Regions from separate parts of the Homo sapiens genome. Here region 2 is linked to region 1. Evidence: read pairs that join two places in POLR2A ChIA-PET (ENCODE). Cell type or tissue: Panc1. All regions are shown on one strand. Links, peaks and the distances in the headings refer to the core of each region. The heading gives the core; the rest is flanking DNA.

Region 1 (10,006 bases), core at 5,087-7,586:
TTTATGTTGGCAATAATCATGTTATTTTCTTTCTTTTGTAGTATCATGTACCACTAATATATATTTTCCCAACTCCTCACAAAGAGCTAGGTGTATCAAAGCTTCATTTTTCTGGTCATACATATTATTTAGTAGAAGGTTTTATCTTTCTTAAAGGAAGGAATGTCAGTCAAAATCATCATGTAGATGATTCTCACGAACTCATTAAAGAGAGAGACCATATTTTATAAATATTTATAAAATATTTAAGACATTTAACAACTGATAAGGCTCAGGCACCAACCAAGCAGAACAGACACTGGCCATAAAGCTGAACAAAGTGTGCAGGCTCACTCAGGGGCATACAAGAACACGTCAGTGGCTCGTATGGAGAAAGTGGGAGGGGCGGAACCCAGGGAGAGGCCACGGCGGGGTGGGGACACTGGCAGGGACCCCATAATCATGACTGGATTCCTGCGTTTCTTAAACGTGGTGCTACTGACATTTTGGGGAGCGTTATCGCTCTTTGCTGTTGGGGGCTGCTGTCCTGATGTAGGATGTTTAGGAATCTCTCTGGCTTCTACCCACTAGTTGCCATTTTCACTTCCCCCTCAGTTATGACAACCAAAAAATGTCACCAGATATTTTCAAATGTCTCCTGGGAAGTAAAATCACCCTAGTTGAGAACCACTGTGATATACCCTCTGGGGCAGCAATATTTCCATATTCTAACAGCCGTTACATTCCTACCATCACCAACAGGGTCTTGAACTGTTGCCTGCTTTACAGAGCTTAGTAAAGATTTGTCAAATAAATGAATGATTCTTGTAGTCAGTCAACATACTGGGAATAACCTTTTAGGAAAGGTTGACTCATAAATTATCTCTTGTACTTGGAGTGTGGGTACATCTCGATTTATGACTACGCAGGTGTTTGGTGAGAGACCCTTCAACCTATTGACCACAAAGCTTGACACCCTGGGAGCCTCTGAAGCATGAAGCCTAGAGCTCATTGCTTGCAGCTCGTCTCACTTTGTACATGCTCCTTAGTTCAATCCATCTACTCTCATGGTTTTTACTTGTATGCAGATAAATTCTATCCTTGTATCTCTATCCCTCAACCCCTGTCTGAACTTAAGCTGCAGATCTACTGGCCCTGTGTATATATTTACCTTACACACAACATGCAGAGAACTGAACTCAGCTTTGGTCTGCCTCCACTGCCATAGGGCAAGCTTCACTTCCTGTCTTGTCTAACTGAATTAGATAATTATTACCTCATCCTTGGTGGTAATCTGGGTAACTCTTTGTCCTGCAACTCCTACATGCGCATAATAGTCACAAAGTCCAGTGAACTTAACCACCAATAGTTTGGATTTCTTTCCCTCTTCCTTGCTTTCTGTTCCCTGGACTAATTCTAGGCTCCTGACTGGTCTTCCATAGTGTGTTCTGTCTCAAATCCAAACCTCACATGCTTCCACCATCATCTATCAAAACAGCAACACCATATTGAAATGCTTCTGTTTTCCAAGGGGTAAAATCTACATTCCTTGGCGCGCCTTTCTAGGTCCTCCACAACCTGGCCTCTGCTCAGTGGAGGAGCCTCCACACTGGCATTTCATGCTCCGGCAATTTTTTTTTTTCTAATTAAAGTTCTGGGATACATGTGCAGAATGTGCAGCTTTGTTACGTAGGTATACATGTGCCATGGTGGTTTGCTGCACCCATCAACCTGTCATCTACATTAGGTATTTCTCCTAATGCTCTCCCTCCCCTCTCTACCCTCCAACAGGCCCTGGTGTGTGATCTTCCCCTCCCTGTGTCCATGTGTTCTCATCGTTCAACTCCCACTTATAAGTGAGAACATGCGGTGTTTGGTTTTCTGTCCCTGTGTTTGCTGAGGATGATGGTTTCCAGCTTCATCCATGTCCCTGCAAATGATATGAACTCATCTTTTTTATGGCTGCATAGTATTCCATGGTATATATGTGGCACATTTTCTTTGTGCAGTCTATCATTGATGGGCATTTGGGTTGGTTCCAAGTCTTTGCTATTGTGGATAGTGCATGCTTCAGCAATTCCGAACAGCTATTAATACGCTGTTACCATCGACCTGCTCCTCTGACCTGGAACACCCTCTTCACCCTGTGTCATCTAATCAACTCCTCATCCTTCCATGCAGGTGACACCTCTTCTGGGAAGCTTTGTCTGCCTTGTTTATCCTGGGTCCAGGAGTGCTCTCATTGGTGGCACTCTGGGCCTTCCTTGAGGAAGCATTATCACCCTAGGGTGAATGATCTGTTTAACTGTTATGTGGTTTGTCTCCAGGGCAGAGATTATGTCCTATTCATCTTTATATCCTTAATTCCAGCCATAGTTGCTCAGTAGATGATGCTGATGTGATCTCAATTTTGGGGTAAAATTAGATGTATATACAGACACAGAAAAAATGACTGGAAGGATACCCAGGTAACATGACTGGATAGTTACAACGTTTTACTGGAACTTTCTCCCACTTTGGCCACAAAAAGTATCAGTGTGAGGTTTACTCACATTACTATATTACATAAGGAAATAAAGCTGCTTTTCAAATTTTGGGGTAGGCTGGAAAGGAGTGGGGTCATGGGGGAGAAGGAAAGCACAAAGACCATGAGTTTTGCTAATTGTAAGACATTAATCCAGGACTCTCCAAACCTACAGCCCAATTTCTACTGAGAATTTTTTTTTTTTTTTTGTAGAGATAGAGTCTATGTTGCCCAGGCTGGTCTTGCATTCCTGGCCTCAAGCAATCCTCCAGCCTTGGCCTCCCAAAGTCCTTACAGTTGTGAGCCACTGTGCCTGGTCCTACTGAGAACATTTTGAAAAGCAGAATTGAAATCCAATTATAACAGCTCCTCTTACTTCCTTTGTAAATTACGAACATGCCCATCCCTCTTTCCTCACCACTTCATCACCACCATGTCCCCTCCTCTCTGCAAAACTTATTGAAATAACAATTACATTTTGTAATTTTCCTTTCCTGTTGCTTTCAGGACTCAAGCTCTGTTGAGGACATGAGGCCAGCAGATGGGCATAGTTTTAAAGAAGTTATAGTATTCGAATTGAAATTCCCTACTCTGTTAATTACGGCCCTGAAGACTTTTTGTCACAAATGCAAAATTTCACAACCACCTGACATTAAGAATGTTGATACTCAGGCCCTCGTGCAGCTGCTTGCTCATGAGGCCAACAGATGGGCATACTATTTAAAAAAAAAAAAAAAAAAGGGCTGCAATGCCGAGGTTGGAATTCTCAAATCCAGGCACTGAGGCTCTTAAAGCTCAGTGCACGGTCAGGAGTTGCACTGCCTCATGGTCCTTTGGGACCCTTCCTGCCCGCCCCGCTCTGCACCTGGAGCCACTGGGCGAAGCGTGTTAAAAAGCCACAGCTGACTTAATTCATGTGTTATGGGAGACATTCCTGGGGTTGGCTTATTACCGTGATCCTAACCCTCTCCTGGTGCGATTCGAAAAGAACACTTAGGAAGGGGAACAAAGACAGTAAGACAATAGTGTGGAAAAACACATAATAATCCTACTTTTTTCTTTTTCTTTTTTTTTTTTTTTTGAGACGGAGTCTTACTCTGTTACTCTGGCTGCTGCACAGTGGCATGATCCTGGATCACTGCAACTTTTGCCTCCCGGGTTCAAGCGATTCTCCTGCCTCAGCCTCCTGAGTAGCTGGGACTACAGGCACGTGCCACCACGCCTGGCTAATTTTTGTATTTTTAGTAGGGATGGAGTTTCACCATGTTGGTCAGGCTGGTCTCTAACGCCTGACCTCAAGTGATACACCTGCCTCGGCCTCCCAAAGTGCTGGGATTACAGGGGTGAGCCACCGTGCCCGGCCTTAATCCTACTTTCATATTGTTACTGCCCCATGGGAAATCAAATGTACAAATCAGCAAGGATCTATTTTATAGTCAGTCAACAAACAACAACATAAGCACTACAGACTCTTTTATTTACAACAGTCTTTCAAAAGAAACCTTTCTTCTGCATCCACGTGCAAGTTAAGTAAGCTTGAGGAACATCATCAAGAATGGGATGGTGAATATATGAATAGAATAGCTGCAACCTCACGTCAGTTGAATTTAATCAGTAGAGCAGCTGTGTCCCGTCTTCGGTACCATGGTGTGGGGGTGTATTAGTCTTGTTTTCATGCTGCTGATAAAGACATACCGGAGACTGGGAAGAAAAAGAAGTTTAATTGGACTTACAGTTCCACGTGGCTGGGGAGGCCTCAGAATCATGGCGGGAGGCGAAAGGCGTTTCTTACGCAGCAGCAGCAAGAGAAAATAAGGAGCAAGCAAACGTGGAAACTCCCGATAAACCCATTAGATCTCGTGAGACGTATTCACTCTCGCGAGAATAACGCGGGAAAGACCCACCCCCATGATTCAACTACCTCCCTCTGGGTCCTTCCCACAATATGGGGGAATTCTGGGGGACACGATTCAAGTTGACATTTGAATGGGGACACAGCCAAACCATATCAGGGGGAATGGGCATGACTCAAGTTCAAATCTTTTCTCCAGTAGGGTATTTATTAGCCATGTGACTTTAGGTACATCACTTCTCCTGAGCCCCCGTTTACTCACACGTAAAACTGGAGAAATAGGAACCACCTCACAGGCCTTGTTGAGCTGAAACATTTGAGTTTAACTGGCGCCTCCTGACGCTGGTTCAGTTTGCTCATCATTGGTGCGCGCTGTGTCCCGTGAGCCTGCGCTCCGCCCTCGGGCCCTTCCGGGCCGCTTGCTTTTCATCTTCCCTGTGGGACTCGCCCAGAGACGCCTTCACGCAGCTCCGCGTCATCTGTGATTCTGTAGCTTCGGGGATCCTCTTGTAAACTGTAAGGGTGTTTTAGATGTCTATCATTTATTTTTATTTTCTGTTTAGAAGGAAATGACATACAAAAAACTATGGTTTGCATTTCACTTATTTATACATGGATCCATTTCCTTGCCCAACACACTGATATTAAATTTTTATGGGAGTAAAAAAAAAAAAAAAAAAAACAACTAGCTATGAAGAAAGTCCAAAGATATTGAGACGAATACGGAAATATTTATTGAGCATTGCATTGATATTAATTGGGACTTCAAAACATATCGACAAAAAGAACCTCCTCACAGCTTCCACACGAAAGCGGGCCTATCTGCCAAACGCTTCCAGTGTTTGTGGGTGGCTGCGTGCAGATTGCTTTAGTTAATAGGGAATTTAGTGCAGTGAAGGAGGGAAAAAAGACATTTCGGTAAATCTTTTGTTCTTACTGATTCTAGAACAAGCTGCAGCAAGCCCTACCAGTCGTCTCCAAGCCTGGACGTATACTTGGCTAGGACAGAGAATCACTTCCTCGCCTTCCCTTAGTCACCCGCCGAGGGGGCTGTGGGGTTAGCTCAGAGGGCCTAGTTTAAGGAAAGGAGCTCAGAATCCGTTGCCGTCCATTCTTGTGGACTCAATACCAACAAGATCTGCTCTCTGGACACAACGCTTCTCATGGGGAGTTCATGACACTGGTGCCTCTTCAATCCATTTTGCCCCTAGAGAGTAGACTACTAAATAAAACTCTCTAGATTCTATAAAAATCGAAGCCTTATAAAAAATAATGGTTGTTTACAAACACCTTCTTACTCCTATTGAACAAACACTCCTGTGCAGGTCTGATGTTTCAACAATTTTGAAGGCTACAAACTAGTCTCTGGGTCCCTACCCTTTATTATTATTATTTTATTTACCCGCTACCTACTCCAGGGCACACAACCCCCATTCCACCACCCTACAGCCCCCGTGTGTCTGTGTTCACCACTGCTGTTAAATGCTGGCTCCTGGGTGCACGCTGAATCCAGCGGTGTGTAACCTAATTTGAATTTTAAAGTCAAAGGGGATCTGAGATACTCAAGTATCATGCATGAGGTTGGAATTGTGAAATGGAGGGTTTTTCCGTTTGTTGCTGGCATGTGAAGCACTAGCAAGCTGGTATGAGAAAGCATTTTATACTGGGATGGAGCGGAGGAGGGGTGGGAAAATAGGATCTTCTGACTAATGAAATGACTAAATACAGATTTTCTAAACGTTGGAATGCATGGTTGGATGAACTGAATTGTTCTGAGGAGATGATGGAATTGAATGAAAACTTAGGATTGATGTTTTTTTGAAAATGCAGAATGCATGGTGCTGGAATGTGACATACCCAGGTTTGTCCCATCATCATTCCAAAAGGCACCACTGCAAACGATGTGAGTTCCTTCTTCCCTACATTATACATCTGGTTTCTTTCTCCCCATCTTCCCTTCTCGACAACTTCTATCAGCTTTGGCCACACACTCATCCAGAACTAAAACAACGCAAGCACTGAAGTACATTTTCTTGGTTGTAAAGAAAAGCTTGTTCTGAATTTGGCACAGTGACCTCCATATGTGCTACCTTTATTCATACATTCTATGTATAATACTAATCATATATTGTGTGTTATAAGAAAAGGCTTTCTTTGAGATCTCCACCTGAAACCGATTGTAAAATATTACGTCATATTCAAGTGCATTCCCCTTGGGTATACCCATGCCTTGCAGGGCCTCAGATTCAGCAAGTGACAGAGATAGAGATTTGTTTCTCTAATTGTCCGTTCACGGGTTGAGGCAATAACAACAACACTAACCAAATAAAAGCTAGCAGTGTTGAAGGCTTTCCAGATAGCAGGCATTGTGCTAAGCACTTTATATGGATGAATTTATTTAATCCGCATGACATTTAATCTGCATGACAATCCCAGAGGGATGGTACTAATAGTCTACTCATAAGAGATATGCACTGAAGCCTGTGCCAGTCTTAAACTTGCCTAGGAAGGTGCCAGATTATGTGTTGGGTCTTTGCCTGAGTCCAAGAACAGTTTCTAGGCAACCAAATGCCAATGTCAGTCCTCATAGGGATCCTTACCAAAGTTTGACCCAGGGGCCTGAGGCCAGCATGGATTTGCCAGAGAGTTGATTAAATCCTATTCATGGGAGCTGAACACTTCCTTTATTAAGAATAATGGATTAAAGCAAGAAAACAAGGAAAGTTAAATTAGATCTAAAAGTCTCATAAAATAAATAATGAGCATGAACCATTGAAGGCCAAACATGTCATAATTAATACTAAATAAGTATTGGCAACACATTTCTGAAGTATGCTTTGTTTTAGTATCCACCTTAATTGATTCAATTTAGCACTTCACTTAACATTTGCTTTTTAAATTTTTTATTTTTTTGAGTTGGGTTCTCACTCTGTCACCCAGGCTGGAGTGCAGTGGTACAGTCACGGCTCACTGCAGCCTTGACCTCCCGGGCTCAAGTGATTCTCCCACCTCAGCCACCCAAGTAGCTGGAACTACAGGCACATGCCACCATGCCCAGCTAATTTTTGTGTTTTTTGTAGAGATAGAGTTTGACCATGTTGCCCAAGCTGGCCAACTCCTGGGCTCAAGCAATTCATCTGCATAGGCCTCCCAAAGTGCTGGGATTACAGGCATAAGCTATAATGCCCAGCCTTAATTTCTAAAATAAGAAGTGAATTGATGTGCTGAGGACTTGTTCTAATGATTGTTTTCACTTAGCTTTTTGCTATTAAAAGCTAACCCATTAAACAAAGTATTTAGTGAAGAGCATGAACTACAGATTTTATCATAAACTGAACTGCCTGAATTTCCTTATGCATTTGAAAACTGTACTGCTGCTGTAAAAGCTATGTGTTTTGACCTTGGCTAATCTGGTCTCTACTTGCACAACTTTGCTCAGTAGGAGAATTCAGCCTTGGTTAGTGAGGCGTATGGATTTAGGTGATGGCTCACAGACTTTGACTCAGATGATTGAGCAGATACAGGTGCAATTCAGAATTATGGATTGAAGTGAGCAAGGATTTGTTAAAAACTTTCAAACTTCGAAGGTGAAGATTTGGCTTTCACTCATCATTGCTAAATAACAAATTTCTCCTTAGCAAAAACATATTGAGTGATAATTTTGGTTGATATCTATCACCAGCCTCGCCTCACCTTCTACCTGTCCAAAAGTCCTTTGAAGTCTGCAAAGTAAAAAAAAAAATGAAGAAAAACTGGCCAATTGTGAATCATTATTTAATTATTCATGAGGTATATAGAGTATGTCAAAGAAAGAGATTAAAAATGTTTGCTGTATTCTGCCTGAGAGACAAGTATTATCCTGGGGGAATATTTGTCATCAGATAGAGAATATAAAACAGCAGGAGTCATATATTGTGGAGCACGGAAAGGAAAGGGAGGTAAATTTTGTCTCTTATGGACTGAGCGACACTTGGAGACATGCCATCAAACAGAGGGCTAGCAAATGTCACATAGAACCCGAAGATCACAGTGGATTATTAGCATCTGCCCTTTTGGATTGTTCCCTGACATCCGCAATGTTTGCAAAGGCAAAACTTCTACTTGCAGGTGAACATGAAACTCCCACTGTTTAAGTTTAGGGCATTATAAATATTACAAGGTCTACTTTAACAAGAATAAGATATGGTACAAGGAGCTAATCTTGGTAGCACCCACTGAGAGGCTAGCCTACATTTTGACTTTAGCAAACTTGCTAGCATTGGGTCGTGGAGAAATGAAATAGGGTTAGTGTTCTAATCTTAATAACTATTTTAATAATAGTGATGACCTGCACTAATTGGGTGCTCACTATGTTTCAAGTAGGAGTGTAGCAGTAGAAGGGTCTATGGACCTGGACATTGTGGAACCTCCTATAAAGAGTCTGGGAGACCAGAAAATAAAGTATAAAAAATAATAGCATGGAGCAACTTGACTCCCAGCCTGCTTATAGGAAGCAAGAGGTCTAACTATTTCAACTATGTCACAAATTTTCATAGGGTAGTTACAGATTATAATGTGTTTCAAAAGAAAAGAAAGTTTTGAAATCCAAAATAATTGCATATTGACTTAATCACTAATCTTGATTAAAATTTCATTTAAACTGTGCTATTTCAGCCAGGCGCGATGGCTTACGCCTGTAATCCTAGCACTTTGGGAGACCGAGTTCGGCGGATCACTTGGGGTCAGGAGTTTGAGACCAGCCTGGCCAACATGGTGAAACCCTGTCTCTACTAAAATTACAAAAATTAGCTGGGTGTGGTGTCGGGCACCTGTAATCCCAGCTACTTGGGAGGCTGAGGCAGGAGAATGGCTTGAACCCGGGAGCTGGAGTTTGTAGTGAGCTGAGATTGCACCATTGCACTCCAGCCTGGGCGACAGAGCGAGACTGTGTCTCAAATAAATAAATAAATAAAATATATAAATTTATAAATTTATAAATAAATAAATGAACAAACAAACTATGTGATTTCCATTTCAGGTATGGTCCCACTCTCTCTGTGTGATTTGTAAACAATAAGCTTCTGAGTACTGATAATTTGATGTTGATGGGCTGAACAAAATTAGCATTTTGGTCCCTAATTAGAAAAATGAACACCTGCAAGAAGGAGAATGGAAATGAATTGTTAGATTCTCATTTCCAGAGAATATAATTGTTTAGGGGAGAAAAATATCCAAAGGTAATGGTTACGAATCAATGTTTGGTAGGTTCTGAATTGTTTTTGAATCTTATCTTTAGGGTATTATCTGAATGAGTGTTCTTTTTAAAACAAGTAATGGTAAAAATAAAAATACTGAAAAACTTTCAGCCCAGGCAGAGAGGGAGGGGCTTTCATTTTGTCACAGTATTTTTTTGTTTTTTGTTTTGGGACAGGGTCTTGCTCTGTCGCCCAGGCTAGAGAGCACTGGTGTGATCATAGCTCATTGTAGCCTTGACCTCCTGGGCTCAAACGATCCTCCTGTCTCAGCCTCCTACCATCATGTCTGGCTACTTTTTTTTTTTTTTGGTAGATACAGGGTCTCACTATGTTGCCCAGCCTGGTCTAGAACTAAGTTCAAGCAATCCTCTTGTCTCGGTTTCCCAAAGTGCCGGGATTATGGGTTTGAGCCACCAT
Region 2 (10,006 bases), core at 3,599-6,098, 62 kb before region 1:
CCATTTCTCATAACGCTCAACCTCTCTCAAATGCAACTTGCTATGAACAGATTTCTACTCAAATACACAGTGAACAACTTCCACAACGGTTTCCTTTCCTTCCTTTAATCATCCTAAAGAGTTACTTTTAAATAGAATAATGAAGTTAACTGAACTAGCTACTGATAATTTTCTATTTATATGAGTGGAAGGTTTAGAATCAGAGTTCCTAAGTAGCAAGAAGAGTTGACAAAGAACAAATGAGTTTTTAAAAAACTTTTACTTAGATGTAGTTACTAAAATAAGAAAACTACTTTTAGTTTACATACATATTATTTTTCTTAAAAGAGTCTGGTAACTAACTAAATTTCCCCCCATTATTCAACCACCCTTTAAAAGAAAGTGTTTGGTTTTAAGTAAATTGCACCTCTCCACAGAAGTAACCAAGACACTTAAAATACAAAACAGGCTGGGTACAGTGGTTCACACCAGTAATCCCAGCATTTCAGGAGGCTGAGGAAGGCAGATCACCTGAGGTCAGGAGTTCATGATCAGCTAGCCAACATGGTGAAACCCCGTCTCTACAAAAAATACAAAAATTAGCCAGGCATGATGGCGGGTGCCTGTAATCCCAGCTACTTGGGAGGCTGAAGCAGAAGAATCGCTTGAACCCAGGAGGCAGAGGTTGCAGGGAGCCAAGATCGTGCCACTGCACTCCAGCCTGGGCAACAGAGCGAGACTCCATCTCAAAACAAAAACAAAACAAAACAAAAATACAAAACAGCTTTTTCAAAGGATAGTTGGGTGAGCTCAATTTAATCCAGAAAACCAACAGTTTCAAAAATAATCTGTGAATCTCTAGAAGTAACTATTTTCTTAAGTTTTAAGAAATTCATCAATAATGATACTAACAAAAATAGATCCTACTAATCTGAACGTTTTTTAGAGTTCAAGTTTTTGCTGAATAATGTGCAATGGCAATGGATACTCATCTTTTATACTTAAAACAAAAGAAATACTTTTCAATCCAGAGGATGATACAGGCAATAGCACTACTCTACAGCCCAAGGACACAACACGTAACTCAGGTATATTCACCTGGAAGGCCAGCCTCAGAATCTAGATACTCAATCTCACAAAGGAGGCTGCTCCTAGGTAAGCAAAGCAGAAACAAAGAGGAACCCGCATTGCTACTAAACTGCTTTGTTGTTCTTATTCTTGTAATTTTGGAAGGTATGGGAGACAGGGTGTCTCAAGTGGAAGAGCAGCCTTAACTATATTAAAAAGGACAAATTTAAAAGGGCTTTCTCAACAATAGTTATTTAGATAAGCGTTTCCCTTTAGTATTTTGTTACAATCTATTTCCATTTTAAATTTTACGCATTCAACCAGTATTGGCTGGATGCCTAGATGCCAGTCAGTTCCTAAGTAAGTGATACAGACACGGACAGAGTCCAGTTTCAGCCTTATATTCTGGTGGAAGTCAAATGACAAAAGCAGATTTTTTAAACATGCTAAAATAATTTTTAATATGTATTATATATAAAACACACACACACACACACACACACACACACACACACACACACATTTTTGAGACGGAGTTTCACTCTTGTCCCCCAGGCTGAAGGGCAGTGGCACAATCTCGACTCACTGCAACCTCCAGCTCCCAGATTCAAGCAATTCTCCTGCCTCAGCCTCTGGAGCAGCTGAGACTACAGGTGTGCGCCACTAGGCCCAGCTAATTTTGTATTTTTAGTAGAGACAGGGTTTCACCATGTTGGCCAGGCTGATCTTGAACTCCTGACCTCAGATGATCCGCCCGCCTTCACCTCCCAAAGTGTTGGGATTACAGGCGGGAGCCACAGCGCCCGGCCATAGGCCCTAGAACACTTATTTTAAAAATTACTGACCTTAAACTCTAATCTTGATACTTTGTAGATATGAAACTTCGTGTGACTTCTTTCTGAAATCAACATTCTGCCAATTAAAACCACATATGGATATTACTCATGTTCATACTTTCCTAATCAGTTTCCATCTTCTAAATGAGCTTGCCACACTATTAAGAAAAAGCACTTCCTTTTAAAATTTTTTAGATCCTTAAAAAATAACTGATTTCCATTTTGTTGCCTCAACCAACAGACTAACTTGGTATTTACATGACAAACCCGCCTTTTTTCACTTAAATATGTAAACACCTTCAGCTGGGCAACAAATCGAAAGAAGAGGATCATGGGACAAACATGCACAGGATCTATGAAAAGATGAACACCCCCTGAGCAGGCAGCTACTCGGTACCAGCCCTGTGCCAAGCACTGTGATAAGAGGAACACGGACGTCTGAGACAGAGTAATGTCAAGCAGCCCTAAGAATAAAGAGGCAAGTAAAAAAATTAATAGAAAGCTAAAAGCAAACCAGGACCCACAAATGCATTTTGGAGAATCTTTTAACTAAGAACTTATGGCAGGGCTATTTTCCATAGAGGTCAAAGAACATACGGCAAGTCCATTTAAATAAAAATTCTGGACTGGGCACAGTGGCTCACGCCTGTAATTCCAACACTTTGGGAAGCCAAGGTGGGCAGATCACTTGAGATCAGGAGTTCGAGACCAGCCTGGCCAACACAGCAAAAACTCGTCTCTAGTAAAAACAGAAAAATTAGCTGGGTGTGGTGGTGCACACCTGTAATCCCAGCTACTTGGGAGGCTGAGGCAGGAGAATCACTTCAACTTGGAGGTGCAGGCTGCAGCAGGCAGAGATTGAGCCACTGCAACTCGACTCTGGCCTTGGCAACAAAGCAAGACTCTGTCTTAGAAAATAATTAATTAATTAATTAATTAATTCTGTCTGCCAAGGGAGCTAACTTTATCATTAGAGGCCTGAGTTTCCTGACAGATTGCCTTAATAAGTAAAGGAATACTAGTGGTGTGGCATTAAGGGTTTTCCATGGTGAGCTGGCAAAACTAAAGACCAAAGCCTGGCCTAGAAAGCTGCTTAACTTAAACGAGGTATCAATGACCCTTGGACAACACGAGTTTGAACTGCACAGGCCCATTTACACATGAACTCTTTTCAACTGAAGGCAAATCAAAAACACAGTACTCACAGCACGCGAAAGCGCAGCGTCTGTGGAGGGCCGGCTGCGGGACCTCAGAACGCACAGATGTGGGTGTGCGCGGACGGTCCAGAAACCGATCCCCATGCTCTCCGAGGGATGATGCACACTGTTCATTATATCTGTTTTATTTGTGCCGTATGCCTCAATGGGGAGACAGAACATCTGATGAAACAGGTGTATAAAGAACTACAGGTTCTTATTTCACTTGGAAACAGCCTTGAATGACGGTTTCTCCTAAATCATTTCAGGCACATGTACAAATATATAGAAAAGTGACCTGTCCATTGTTAAGGTTTATCTAGCTCATTTATAATTTTTATACAGGTTTTATTTCTCTATTACATTAAGCACCATATAATGTATGTAGAAATACTTGCAGGTTGTAAGGCATTATAAAAATGCTTGTCACTGTCACTGTCATCACTGCCATCATCATCATCACCATTATCCTTACCCGCTGGTCCTCCTTTATGAGAATTTGTGAGGACTGACAACCCTGGAACCTCCAGAACAGAGGATCTCAAAACCAGGATTCCAAGAAGACGGTCAGTGCATGAACACAGGTTCGGCACTTCACTGAGCCCCTTGGTATTGAATCAAATCACTGTCTCTCTGAAGAAAGAATATACAGCTTTCCACAGATTCTCAAAGTTTCTGTGACGCCAAAACCATCAAGAACCACAGTTTTGGAGCCTACAAATAGGCGTCCAGGGTGGCAGAAAAGAAGCTTCGCTCAACCTTCACAACTGCAATTACTGTGTGTTACAATCTATTTGCTCACAAAACAAATGAGGGCTACTTACTGCTCTATCAGCCACTGTGCTTAGAAGAGGGTAGACAGATGATTACGCTGGACTGTGTCCTTGAGTTCATGGAGACGGACTGAAGTCACAGACAGGCCGCGCACTGAGTCATACACTACAACAGAGGAACACACAGGAAGTGCCCCCGCAGCGAAGAGAAGCAAAGGCTACCTGGCTTGAAGGAAAGGTTTCCCCGGAGACCCCACGATGGCTTACCAGGCCAGCCTAACCATTATGCATTGAGTGCCTGTTATATACACCAAGCATTCAAAGACTTACGTGCGCCCACAAAGAGCTGACAATCTAGAGGAAAGGCGCGTGTAAATAAACAATTACACTAGAGTGATACTGCAGTCATATGTTTAAGTACATAAAAGATAAGAAACAGCTCCACGTAACGAAGAGGGCTGTCAAGAAAGCTTTATTAAGTAGAGTTATGAGATAATACGAGCTGACCACTGTATGCCCAAAGGCAGGGAGACAGAAAACGGCGAGGCACAGAGGGGTAGAGGGCTGCACAGGGCAGGGGCTGAGGGACCAGGGCTGCACAGGAGCCAGTGAGGGAAGCACGGGTGATGTTAAATGGGAGAGCAGGGAGGCCTGTTAGGGCAATGCGGCTCCGCCACGGAGAGACTGGACCCCGTGCGATGGGAGACAGTGAAACGGGTTAAGGAGGATTCCGTGACAGATGAACACCTCAGCTCAAGAATCACGTCTGTATTGTCAGAATGCCTCCTAACGCATCACACCATAAACTACATCAACTGGCACGCGCTACTTTCCTTTAAAAAATGCAACAGAATATTTCAAAATTCAATGGCACTAAGTCGACGTGCATCATATTTCCATCATTTGTCGTGTTTTTATAATTTGGCACAGACATGAACTCCATGAGCAGAGTATAACACCACGTAATTTTACTCACTAATTGTGACAATCTAGTGAGACAGTCTATGGAAAGACCATAAAATAGGGCCTGTACACGGCAAGTACTCACTAAACGTTAACTATAATTACATGCTGATGATGATTAAGAAGAAAAAGCTTACCTGTGATAAGAATATGGTTAAATTATCACAAACCAGAAAGCAGTCTTCAGAAACTACATAAATAGCTGAGTAACTTTTATTAAAAAAAAACAAAAAACCAATTGATTTAAAACTAAAAAGACTGTATTAGTAGACTCTCCCCAACATGAAATGAGTAAGACATTCTAAAGAATCCCATTCAACAGGTTGAGCCACTCGGAGGCCTAGCAATGGACCGAGTTCAACATGGTATCAGATATTCGAGGAGATATGGTACTGTTGAACTGGCAAGGCAAGTTAATTGATAAGACTGGCCCTTGAAGTATATATGTGAATAGTTTCCTAGACTTACTGTCACTGCTGTGAAACTGGAGAACTGCCAATTCAACAAGTACAGGCATGTGCCCTTGAACGGCAATCTTTCCAAGTCCATTTATTCCTAGTAACAAAGACAGAAAAGATTGCGCTTTGTGGCACTATGTCTTGTATGGAGCATGCACTATTTATAAGCAGCATGGTCTGCTGTTTGAAAAAAAAAAAAAAATGCCAGAAAGGCAACTGCAAAATAACAGTACACAAAACACACACTAATAAATAAAAACGTGACAAATCCAGCCCTACGAACTAAAATAATCCAAAAAGTAAAAACAATGGGAACTAAATGGTAAGAAAATCTCCAACATTTAAACTAACACCTAAAGCTTAAAATCTTTTCAATTTTCATAGTTGTACACGGTAGGTAATACGGAAAGAACAGACCAGGTATTAAGTGAACATTAAACCTCTACACACACAGGTCACTCAACAAATTACGAACACCCAATCCTTAAACATCCTTAGGACAAAAAACAGTTCCCTGGCAAGGGGGACGGTGAGTAAGCTTACTCTGGCTTTCTTGCCCCGTACTAGATGGCCAAGAGGACAGCTGCTGATGCCAAGGCACCAAGGAGGACAAGGCAAGAGAACGATGGCCTCATGTAACTCGATGCAGAGGGAGGTACAAATCACGTTAGCTTTGGCGTGCAGGCCTGAAAGCTGGGACCTAACCACCATCTTAAACATGGTTTCCACAAGAAAAGCCTTCCAACAATTAACGTCCTGTCCAGTTCAGATGGGCAGCATTTTTACCGATTAAATCACACTTTTACAACTGCAAACACAAATATGACACCTGTCCATCTCTTCAATGGCCAATGAGACAAGGGAAGCTACAGGCACTCACCTGGATTCACCCACGCCTTCGCTGGCCTGATCTTGACTTGCTGACTGCCACCGCGACGGAATTCAAACTCCTGTCCTCCTAATTGTGCTAGATAGCAATATGTCATTCAGAGTAAAAATGCTGGAAGATTCTTACATTCAAGACTCCTTCAGGACCAAGCATCGAATCTAGGATTCAAGGCTGCAACCTGGCCTAACCCAGCTTAGCACAGAAACCCACTTCACTAGTCGTTTTTGAACAGGCTCCCTCGCAGCATCCGTAGATCATTCTTCAAAGAGTAAGAGGAGTAAAATGCGGTTCTGGCACTTAGCACCCAAGAAGTCTTGGGCAAGTTACTTAACCTCTCATTGACGTTTCATCCTGTAATGTAGGGATAACAGAGTCCACCCGGTGGTTGTGAGAATTAAATGGACTGGCACACACAGAATGCCGGGCCCAGTGCCCGGCTGTGACACTCAGTGTCGTGGTTATTACTAGACTGGTGCTCACCACCAGTGTCATTACCACTGACAGCATGAGGACAAAGCCGGCCTGTCTGACGTAAGCTGTTTCCACCCCACACCTCCAGGTCCCGGCCCCTGCACACTCTGAGAATTACATCACAGCACGGTAAGCGTCACTGCGTGCTGCTCCACAACGTGGGACGGCCCTGAGTCACGGTCCCCCGAGTTCCCATCCACAGCCTTTCCAGGCTAGACTTGTTCAGTCAGTAACGCATCAACGTGGTAAACATCATACAAATAACTAAAGAAAAGCTGAATCTCTGTTGTTTTTAGTAAGAAAATGGAACTTCCTTAGGATTTCGACTAGATCCTATTTTCACCTTAACATCTTCCTGCTTCAAAGAAGGACCCTTCCCCTGGTAGAAATTGTTACCACGCCCTGCTTGACTCAGAATCACACACACACAAGATTTTTATCCCAGAACACAGCAACAACACACTGTGGTAACATCATTTCTGCCAAGACACAACTTCCAGTCTCCCTGTGGCTGGGAAACGAGCTTCTTTTCTCTTAAGCTTTCCTAGGAGGAGAACATAAAGAGCCAAGAGGACAGCAGCTGCTGCCACTTCAGGGAGGAGCCAGCAACACAAAAGCCCTTTCACCAGCACATTTTTTAACTCTCTGCCGGGCCTCCCACCCGTCTCTAATCAAGTTCCTGCTGCCAGGAATTCTAGCCCCAGCTCCCACAGGGCATCAGGTCCCACCACAGCAGGCCAGGCTTCCAGCAGCCACCCAGCTCTCAGCCACTTGCAGACCCTTTAGTCAGGATCCGGGGCCCGTCAGCCTCCTCCACATTCCTTCTCCTGTCACAGGAGGACGTGCAGCAGGAGCAGGGATCCCAGGATGTAAGTAAAATATCCTACTTTATATGAGGAAAAGGGTTTCTAACTTGAATGAATAATAAATAGCTGAAACATTCAGAGTTCTGCAGAACCAGACAGAAGCTCCAGAAACATTTTCCCTGACTGAGGTCAACAATCAGGTTAGCCTGGGCCGGAATTCCGTTCCGTTCCCACTGTAGAAACGCACTCACCTGTGTGCACCTAAGCCGGGCGGCCAGGAGCCGACCCCACACAGGTGACACAGGGATGAGGCCAGGAGCCGACCCCCACACAGGTGACACAGACATGAGGCCAGGAGCCGACCCCCACACAGGTGACACAGGGATGAGGCCAGGAGCCGACCTCCACACAGGTGACACAGACATGAGGCCAGGAGCCGGCCTCCACACAGGTGACACAGGGATGGTGCTCCAACACTCTCCATCGTGTGAATGCAGCCATTTTCTCTTAAGAAAAATGTCCTCATTTCCCTTCCTGTATTTCATGAATGCTGACTTAAGTTGTGACAACGGCTGTACTTCCATATTAATTCATTCCCAGTCTTTTCATCAAAACGTAAATTTCAATCCTGAAACCAGGATTGGGATGCTAAAAGTAACACAGCAGTAATATGTTTAGAGATCTGCTCTTATCTTAATGAAAAACACGGGCTCCCCAAATAAGTAGAGTCAGAAGGGGAAACACTCGTCCTGGGCTGCTTTGTATACTAACATTAACAGCCAAAAAGAGAACCAAACTACTCTAGACTGAAGGTCAAACACATTCCAGGGCGTCCTGTACGCAATACACACATCAGGGAACAGACCTCAACCCAACACTGCTTCAACACCAACTTCTATTCACAATTTCTACAAAATCTTCTGGCCAGGCATTTTTCTAGACATTCCCTTAGTTTTAAAAATGAACAAAAAGCTGCAGCATTTCATTGGTGCTCAAGTAATAATTAACTTGCTAAGTACACATCAGCTAAGAACACTACACCAAATTTATTCCACACACCCACAAGAGGGATGCTCCAGATTTTATTCTGCTTAAATTACAGGAAAACCTGTTGAAGCTTACAACAAAGCAACAGAGAATGGATCTGAAGTAGAAGAGGGGGTTGGATGCTGAGACGCATGGCAGGCAGACCGAACCCTGAATGTGGGATTACACATGCTTCAAAGATCTTTACTCCGCTAAACATCTTTGTTAAATCTACTTTATAATCCTCACTGTAGACCTTACAGATAGCAATCTGAGGAGGAGAATCTTAATTAGAGCTCTGGAAACTGGCTCTCTAACGAGACCGACTTTCCAAATAATTGTTCACATGGCCCTCTCCCCTTCCAGACCTCACATGGAAGGGCAGTCACGTGGCATGGATCTGTCAGAACAGTTCACCAACATCCAGAGGCCTCTCCAGGAAGGGCAGATGATACCGTGAGACCTGCAGAGTCCACGCCCGCCATCCCCACTCTGCCACTACGCTTTCTCTCGCTGCAAAGCCATTTGCAGAACATGTACAAACCACGGAGCTAAGAACACAGAGCTAACAGGACTGTCCGTTTGGTGACAGATTTTTAGGTAGTCCATAGAATTTCTACTTCTACAAAAACAGAAAACTACGTTTCAGAGGATGTTTCCAATTTAAGCAGATTTAAAGAGAAGAAAAGGAAAGATCTTAAAATAGAACTTCATTCAGCTTGCTGGATAGGTTCTCTGTTCTGTGAAAAGTATATAAATGATACACATATTTGACTAGGTTGAAATAGGTAAAATATGACAAAAATTTGGTTATAATACTCAACCAACACTAGTAGCTTTAAGTCAAAGACAAGAAGCAAACAGTTACGTGGACAGGTTGTTGGTCCCCAGAGCCACAGCACTCCTGCACAGGCTCATATTAATTAGCGCAATATTAAATGCCCCCGAGTTAGGCAAAGAAGACCCTGGTGGACATGGGCAATGGGCAAGGAGCGAAGTTCCAGCAAGCACCAGCCTGGCCTGGGCCGGGTGCACGCCAAGGCACACCAAGCTGTAGTGCAGTCTCTGGCAGCCCCCACGGGTGTTCCTCAACTGCCCCTCCATCTCTTCACCTGACACGCATCTTTCCACACTTCCTTCATGCCCTAGAAATTAGTTAAGACACACTCCAAGTGAATAATTAGCATGCCTAATTTTAGCCAACAAAATATACTGATTTTTCCTAAAGGAGTTTCTACACTGTGATACCAATTGTCCTGCCAGGAATCTCTGAAGAAATAACTTGGGCTGATAATTCTTCTGCCAAAAAATGTATCTTGTAATGAATACGAGGTCCAATGTGTAAATATTATTCTATCACTTTTGTTCATTTCCAAAAGCATATAAACGTAAGTCTACTGTACACTACTTACTTTCTCTGTAAAGCAAGGACCACAGAATAAATGACCTACAAATTTCCAGCTTCTCTCTCACCTTTAAATCTCAATATTTACACACAGTTTCTTATATACTTACCAACCACACTGCCCACAATCCCAACA

The links. Peaks named below come from ENCODE experiments on the same cell type or tissue, not always from the same donor. Only the 100,000 strongest peaks of a DNase experiment are listed, where the experiment ranks them.
Region 2: POLR2A ChIA-PET joins it to region 1 with 8 read pairs; 1 of 35 experiments calls an interaction of 5 or more read pairs at or near these places.

The regions. Positions count from the first base shown.
Region 1 is chr4:186,754,804-186,764,809 of GRCh38, forward strand. It overlaps LOC124900875 (a long non-coding RNA gene), which reads right to left and starts at 4,864. Exons shown (of 2, transcript XR_007058500.1): 1 at 4,618-4,864; 2 at 3,960-4,204. In Panc1, for the core only: no CTCF peak of the experiment used is centred there; no DNase peak of the experiment used is centred there; H3K27ac peaks cover 404 bases.
Region 2 is chr4:186,694,235-186,704,240 of GRCh38, forward strand. The region is part of intron 2 of FAT1 (FAT atypical cadherin 1); the gene reads right to left. Among named protein-coding and RNA genes, the nearest start is that of FAT1, 25 kb to the right of the region's middle. In Panc1, for the core only: no CTCF peak of the experiment used is centred there; no DNase peak of the experiment used is centred there; H3K27ac peaks cover 2,500 bases.